Linked DNA regions of Homo sapiens: region 1 is linked to region 2. The links are chromatin contacts, found by Hi-C in ENCODE. All regions are on one chromosome and are shown on one strand. Each heading gives the region's core, a stretch centred on a gene start or an enhancer-like site at or near the end of the contact. The rest is flanking DNA. Distances are from core to core; before and after follow the strand shown. Region 1 holds the start of TMEM81 (transmembrane protein 81). Region 2 overlaps PIK3C2B (phosphatidylinositol-4-phosphate 3-kinase catalytic subunit type 2 beta).

The links. A loop is a pair of places that touch in the nucleus more often than their neighbours do.
Region 1: a loop to region 2 is called in a map with no recorded cell type, with 3 times the contacts of the local background. The contact joins the promoter of TMEM81 here to the enhancer-like site in region 2. A Hi-C loop is called at or near these places in 1 of 37 single-sample maps with no recorded cell type.

What each region holds. Positions count from the first base shown.
Region 1 is chr1:205,082,693-205,086,636 of GRCh38, forward strand. TMEM81 (transmembrane protein 81) reads right to left here and starts at 1,768. Exons shown (of 1, transcript NM_203376.2): 1 at 437-1,768. The coding sequence starts at 1,628. The coding sequence ends at 861. RBBP5 (RB binding protein 5, histone lysine methyltransferase complex subunit) reads right to left here. Exons shown (of 14, transcript NM_005057.4): 14 at 3,450-3,944.
Region 2 is chr1:204,477,309-204,481,045 of GRCh38, forward strand. The region is part of intron 1 of PIK3C2B (phosphatidylinositol-4-phosphate 3-kinase catalytic subunit type 2 beta); the gene reads right to left. Among named protein-coding and RNA genes, the nearest start is that of PIK3C2B, 16 kb to the right of the region's middle. RefSeq lists a silencer at 1-147 and enhancers at 989-1,488, 3,221-3,280. Within about 2 kb of position 2,488, at least 12 of the 41 ENCODE cell types and tissues checked have a DNase peak (open chromatin) inside an H3K27ac peak, as active enhancers do.

The DNA.
Region 1 (3,944 bases), core at 518-3,017, 600 kb after region 2:
CTAATCCTCCTTTGGGGGCCTTGGCTGCTGTAAGAAACCAATACTTGACCCTCCCAGGAATAGAAGCTTCAGGGCACTGAAAGAGCTAAAAGGACTGGAGTGGAGGCAAGCCAAGGTGCTGTCTGAATGGTAAGAGGAAACCTACCAGGTGAAGGATCTAGTGTTTTGCCAAGAAATTCAATTTAATACCAAACAGGGGATTTACCTGGGCAGAACAGGCAATTTGTTAATATTTAGTGACTGTTACACACCTGAGTTGGATGTCATTACTAACAACCCCTGCCATAGGCTTATGCACTGCACCCCCTGCCCCCAAAAGCAGACAATTGGTTTAATGTCTATTCTAAGAAACCTGAGGAAAATGAAGCCAGACTGATTATGGGACAATTTAAATAAATACAAGAAACTGAAGAGCAGAAAAAGGTCTCCATACAGCTACTGTGAATTACTTTTATTGAAAAAAAATGTTCACTAAAAAGGCTGAATACATCCCTCTACATGAATACACAGCTCAGAAGAGGGGAAATGGAGGTGGGGAGGCATCCAAGTCATAAAGGGTAGAAAATGAATGCAAGCTTCTTAGAACTCTTCCCAGGAACACAGGCAATGCTTGCAGTTTCCTGGGTACCCAATGGGCAGGGAAGATCAGGAAGAGATCCATGGGACATAAGGAAGTTAGGTTACTGCGCATAGCTCCCAGGAGATTGTCCCCTCCATTTCTCCCACTCATTCTTTTGGCTGTGGGAGTGTTCCCTCTAAGCTGATCCACTACCAGCAGCTGGAACACTCCCCTAAAAAGCTAGCTTGGCTTCCTGGGCAGCCAGTTCTTCAGGAGCAAGGCTGTTAAGTTCTTGAAGCTGTCACTGCTGCAGGCCCCCCCTTAGCGCACAGAGGACAATCCTCACCAACACGCCACCAACCACTCCAATGGCAATTCCTATTCCCAAGGCTGACGCCACCTTCTTTTTCCACTTTGGGTGGTGAGGCTTGGAGTAGCTGTCCAGATTAACTTCCAATCCCTCATCTATTAACTTCTGATCCTCAGTAAGTGACTGATGGAAATTCAGATTCACCAAGTTAGGAGGAAGGACCCTCAACCCAAAATAGAGCCTCTTGACGAGTCTCAAGTTTTTTACCAGCTGCACATCACAGCGATATGTCCCAGAGTCATACTCCTGAGCATATTTAAACTTCACAAAGTGGGAGTTGGCTTGAAAGGGTTTGAAGACCTCATCGTCAGTGGAGATGACACCTCGAGCAAGTCTCCAGGTGAACCGGAAAGCTTCCTGTCCAAACTCCAAGATGTCTGAACTCAGACAGCTAAGCTCAAATTCCTTGCCAATGAGAATGGTGAAATGGAGCATCCCACAGATCCAGTTGGTCAGACATTCTAAGCGCCGAGTCTGACATTTCCTTCTCACTCCATCAGGGCCCACCTCACAGACGGTCTCCTCCTTATAGCCAAGGCCACAGGTGACAGTACAGGTTGTGGCATTGATGATAACTTTCCCCACAGCTTCTTGCAGCTTCTCAGGGATGGCCAGTGTTTTAGGTGTAGTCACCACCAAAGGCAGGTAGAAGGCCAACCCCAGGCTCCCAAGGACAAAACTAGTGGCTAAAACCTTCATGTCTCGGTAGGCGTTTTGCCACCCTCAGCCAGCACCCACAAGGTATTCCAGCTGAATCCTCTATAAATCATAACTTGATTCCTTTGACATGAGATATCCTTCAAAGTCAAAAGATATGATGCATGTATTGTCAATAAAACAACACAACTTAATAAATAAAAGTCCAGTCCTTATAAACAGGTGAGGCCACAAGGCAGGAAAAAAATCACAATGGTGTTGCTTTACTAACTATCGTTGTTAATAAAATAACCACCTTACCTACTAGTCTTCACGCTTTTTTTTTTTTTTTTTTTTTTTGAGGCAGGGCCTCACTGTCAACCCAGGCTGGAGTGCAGTAACATGATCACAGCTCACTGCAGCCTCAACCTCCTAGGCTCAAGTGATCCTGCCACCTCAGCCTCCTAGGTAGCTGGGACTACAGGTGCAGGCTATCACACCTGGCTAATTTTTCTATTTTTTGTAGATACGGGGTTTCACCATGTTGTCGAGGCTTGTCTCCAACTCCTGGGTTCAAGCAATTCACCCACCTCAGCCCCCCAAAGTGCTGGGATTACAGGCATGAGCCACCGCGCTGGCCGTTTTCGTGTTCTCTTAATGACTTTAAATCCACCTCTTGGGAAGACAAAGAAGAAAAGACTTCAGAAACTGAAGTAAATTTCCAGATTACCTCAAATGCATAGTGAAGTTACACTCTTCCTCACCCTTCCCCTTCCCCTCTATAAACTAGGATCTAAATTAAGGGTTTCAAAAGCCCCAGTTAAATGTCACCAAATAAAACAAATACTAAAGTCTAAAAAAAGGAAGATTAACTTGAATTATTTTAATGTTCCTAAACTTCCTATAAAAAGGATTAAGAACTCTGGACTAGGAGGCAAGTAACTTACCCTTCCTGAATTTCTGTTTCCTCCTTTGTAACTTAAGACCTCCTTGCCTATCTGAGGAAGGTCACTTAGAGCACTGAATGATATACTGTATGTGAGAACACTTTGTAAAGTGTGAAACACTGTTCAATGTGTAAGGAATTTTAAATAGAAATGGAAATTCATAAAGACAAGGGCCAAGATGACCTTTTCAAATCAGAATGTTTAAGGTTGTGTTAAAGGCAGCTCCTCTCCCCCTTTTAGGCACTCTTCCTTCCCAAGGATACTGAAGATATATTTTGAGTGAGAGGATGCATGATGCTCCCTGACTCTTGGCCTACTCCCTTTATCCTACAGAATAGAGCTCATTATTCACGTAGGTCAAGGTTGCTATGAAACAGCTATGATGTCAAAGATGGAGTTCTCAATCACATAAGATTAATAAGTAGACCCTCAAATTTGACATTAAAATCAAAGACTTACATAGACTTTGTGAAACATCTTATCTTTAGGAGACAACGAGCATTTAATAAATTTTAAAGCTGCTTCATTCAAAAAAAAAAAAAGGCTAATAAGAATTCAACCGTACTTACTTAGACTTGAAGAAAGGTCCTTGGAAGACAGGAACTTCCTAGCATGCATTTTTGTAACCTCCAGAATGCCTAGCCCTACGGCCTCTTCAGAGTAATTGCAAAACTATATTGAGTTAAATAATTGGAAGACAGATCATTCCTAGATGATCTTTTTGATCAACAACTTTTCCACTTGCATCATTTATTTACAATCTCATCTAGAGGCAGAAATCTAGACTACCTGTCCACTCCCTACCCCTTCCAGATCTATCTTTCCACACTGAAAGATCTAGTATCAACACAGGAAATCACACTTTCCTTTGTACTAAAGCAAAGTGGCCAGAGAGTTCCAGAAGTGAGCAGTGTTTACAAATAAACATCTACACCTGTTCTTTAATAAACATCCGATTTTATTTACAAAGCATTAAAGCTTCAGCAAGAAGTACCCAAGGCTAAGTCTCATCTTGTACAAAACTACAGATTTTTTTTTTTTTTTTTTTTTGAGATGGAGTCTTGCTCTGTCACCCAGGCTGGAGTGCAGTGGCGCAATCTCAGCTCACTGCAACCTCTGCCTCCTGGATTCAAGCAATTCTCCTGCCTCAGCCTCCCGAGTAGCTAGGATTACAGGTGCCCGCCACCACGCCCAGCTAATTTTTGTATTTTTAGTAGAGACGGGGTTTCACCATGTTGACCAGGCTGGTCTCAAACACCTGACCTCAGATGATCCACCAGCCTCGGCCTCCCCAAGTGCTGGGATTACAGGTGTGAGCCACCATGCCCAGCCCAGAATATTTTTAAAAACAAAATTTTGGGGGTGGCAGGGCAGGGATGACAAAAAGGAAGAAGAGAATATACATATATTGTACAAATCAAATAATTCAAAT
Region 2 (3,737 bases), core at 1,238-3,737:
GCCAGGTTTGACCCCACAGAAGAGGGTTTCAGAACTCTCAGGAAGACAAGAAGACCTGGGTAGAGGCACCCCAAAAAGCACCAGTCAGCTGAAGAAACAAGAGGACATGCCTATGGCCAAGCAGGTCGGTGCCAGGGTCTGAGCTGCACCAGGCACCAAACTCAGTCTCACAGCTGCCCACAGATGGCTGAGGGCTAGCCGGGGAGGAAATGGGGTCAGGACAGAGTGACACAATGGTTCAGAGTCAAAGGATGGAAAGAAAGGAGAGGGCACTCCCTCCAGTGGAGCTGGCTCTGTTTAGTCCCTGTGCCAGAGAGGGAGGAGCCCAGGGGCCACCACTGGAGCCAGTGGGTGGTGAGGGTTCCTGCTGTCTTGCTGGAAGGCACCCTAACAGAATTGTTCTCCTTGGGACTGGGAGAATCTAGAGGGGTCTGGGTCATCTCTTCCCCATACCCTGAGCCACAGATTGGATCCCAAAGGGTGTTGAGTACCAGCTACATGCCAGGCCAGGCACATACATATCTAAAGACTACAAGTATTCAGATGACTATGGCACAATTCCAGGGAGCTTACAATCTAGCAAAGGTGGCAGACACATACATAAAGAATTCAATCCCCTCTTGGGGTGTAAAGCAGGAAGCAAGAAGGTACTGCATGTCTTGGACCATCTTCAGTGGGCAGGGAAAATGGAAAGCTCTCAAGCAAGGCGGTGAAGAATATGCAGGGTTTCAAGCCCCCAGTCTTGGGCATCCTGATTTTCAGTAGATTTTACTAAGGGAAGAGACTCAGCTCTAGGACTTCCCCAGGAAGGGACCCTCAGCACTTCCCCTAAGGACAGGCAGGGTCAGGGAGTCAGAGGCCATTAGGACTTAAACCCTTTGGTGTCCAGGTTTTTCTCTTCAGAGAGGACCTCCACTTCTGTCCATCCCCCAGCACCCACACTCACCCATACCCCCAATCCCACCTCCTTTGCAGCCAGGGACCCTGCCTCGCATCTCACTCCACACACATGCCGCTGGCTCCAACTGCCCCTCCCACAGCCCGGCTCTAACAGGGAACATCAACACACTGCCAGGAATCCGACTCCTACAGCAGGGAGGTGTATTAAGGTCAAGCAAGCCGGCTCCCCCAGCCTCCAACAGATGTGCATCTGATCCCTGCTTCCTTATGGAAAACCCACAGGTTGTATACAGCTCTATAAGCTTTTTTGATGGCAGGTCTATTACAGAATCACATGCATCCATAAGGTCTTTCTCTTCTCTAGTGTGCGTGCCCTCTGGGTGCCTCTCATCTAGTTCCAAATGTGAGAAGACAAAATAACAGCTTGTGTTTTCTTCCCACTTATACATCCCCTCTCTAGTGACCTCTATAGCTAAACTAAAGCAGCCGCACATGGTCTGGCATTTCCTACCAGGACTTACTCTCCATTATTCTACTCTCTGGGCATACCATACCCTGGACTCTCCATTAATTTGAAGCCAAAGTGCACACAAGAGTTTAGTGGAAGTCTTTCTGGGTCCTAGACAATCAGAGGGACAGAAGCTTGGAGCCTGTGGGACACAGCTACATAAAGTCAGGTCTGCATGCACTGCTGACTCCAACTCAGAGACCCCGATTCTAGCTCAGAAACCATTTGGTCTCATGCACACACATAGAATCCTTGGAGATCATAGCTCCTGCTACATACCCTGTAGACTGTGGGCTCTGTGTTATGAGGAGACCAGGATGGAAGAGGTGAGGCAGCTTGTGGCTCCTCTAAAAACTTTCCTTCCTCTAGAGCTGGCAATTTTGATTGCAGGGTCAGGAACCAGAAGCTGGCAATCAACTGAATGGAACATTTGGCAAAGAAGGAAGAAAAGCTTTGGCAGTACGTGTATTTCTAACCCAGGAATCATCCCAGGAGCCAGAGCAGCCACATCTCTGTCTGGTTCCTACTTCCTGCTTCCTCCTCCCCTCTTCCCTCACCCAAGAACCAATCCTTCTCATCCAGTTCACCCCAGGTTCCAAGGGCATGGTAGTTATGAGGGACTCCTCCAGCTTTCTTGGCCTTCCAGAGAAAGGTAGGGGGACAGGGAAGGTCCCAGGATGACCTCCCCTGACCAACCTTGGCCTCCAGCTGAGGAGACCACCGAGGGAACTTCTTTACACACAACTTTCACACCAGCCCATCCTGTATCAGAAAAACAACCACAGAATTTCCAAAAAGCAACACCTAGGAAACCCTAAACGCTCTGAAAATACTGTAGATGCTGTGAAGTATAAACAAAGGTCCTCTGAAAGAGGACACAGAAAATGGGTGGAGTTAGAGACGAAGACACAGTAGCTCTCTTTAGGCCTGGCCTCCCCCATCTACCATCCTCCTCAGCTTTGCCTCGATACAGCATTTGCTTCCTATAAACTGAGGTCTTCTGCAAGGCCCAGATTGTCACCACTGTCACCTCCAGCCTCAGTTCAGCTTCCTTAGCTCATGCCCTTGGGAATCCAGTTCTGCAGGATTCATTCCTGTGTGGGTGGGGAAAACTCCCTGGAGGATGCCAGCCTGTTCAGCAGAGTCCATAAAGCAAGTCCCAGCTGTTCCCATCCAGCCAGGGCACCAAAGTGAGGAAACAACATAACAACAAGGCTCTGCTCTGCCTGGAGGGCTCATCAGAGAGAGGACAGGAGAGGCCACGGCAGAGGAGCTGCCTCCGCAGGTCTTCTGCACTGGGCTCGGCGGGGCCGGGCTAACCCATCCAGGTCTGCAAGGAGCAAGGAGGCAGTGTGGAGGCGTACTTCAAACGAGGGCCCAGCCCCATTCCAAGGGGATGAGGATGTACGTCGGGGTAACTGCAGAGGCACTGGACTGACCAGAGAGCACTGAATAATGCCAGTGAGACCATCCTCCAGAAGGAAGACATCCTTGCTGGGCTGACACTGGCTTTTTGAGCAAGCGTCTCCAATTTGTTCAATTATAATGATTGTTAGGGTGCTTTCTGGTAGCACCTTTCTCAGATGTCCAAAAGGTTCTCTCTGGTCTTGAAGACAGGGTCCTCCTTTCTGTCCCAGATGAGAGGGAGGACCACTCAGGCTAAGTGACTTTGTACTGTCTCTCCTACTGGAGCTGTTCCAGAGTTGGGAAAAGATTGTAGACCCGATGAAGGGAGGCTGGCATGGTGGGAATACTCAGAAACACTCTTGGCCCCAGCCCTGTGCTCTCCCCTGCAAGTATACACTCAGCACAGATATGCCAGAGCCCCAGTACCCAGAAGGATCACACACATAAGAGTAGAGGAGGCAGGGCCAGCAGCTCCCAGGTGGTGGTGCTGTCTGTGGGGAGGATGGGGGTGACTGCCTGTAAGCCTGGGTGCAGGAGCCAATGGGCAGGGCCAGGCTGTGTGGGTGGTGGGCTGCCGGCAGCTGACAGCCACCTGCTCAGCTCTGAGAAGGGCCAAAGGAAGTCAAGCAGAAAAAGGCAGAGCCAGCCATTCATGGGAACCGGCTAAGGCGCCGACCAGCCCCCGCGCCATGCTTCTTTCTTCCCTTGGGATAGGAAGGCTCTCCACCACGTGCCCACAGCCCAGCCCACTGTCCCTGTGCCATCGTGGTGTTCCTCAACCAGCAAGCTAGACTCAGAGTCTAATGATAAAGCAGGATATCTTCAGTTAATGCTAACTCCTCAAATATCAAGGCAATCCCTAATAGATTACAGTCACTCTTGGGGGCCTGAAGCCATAGGGATCACACAAACCATGTGTAAC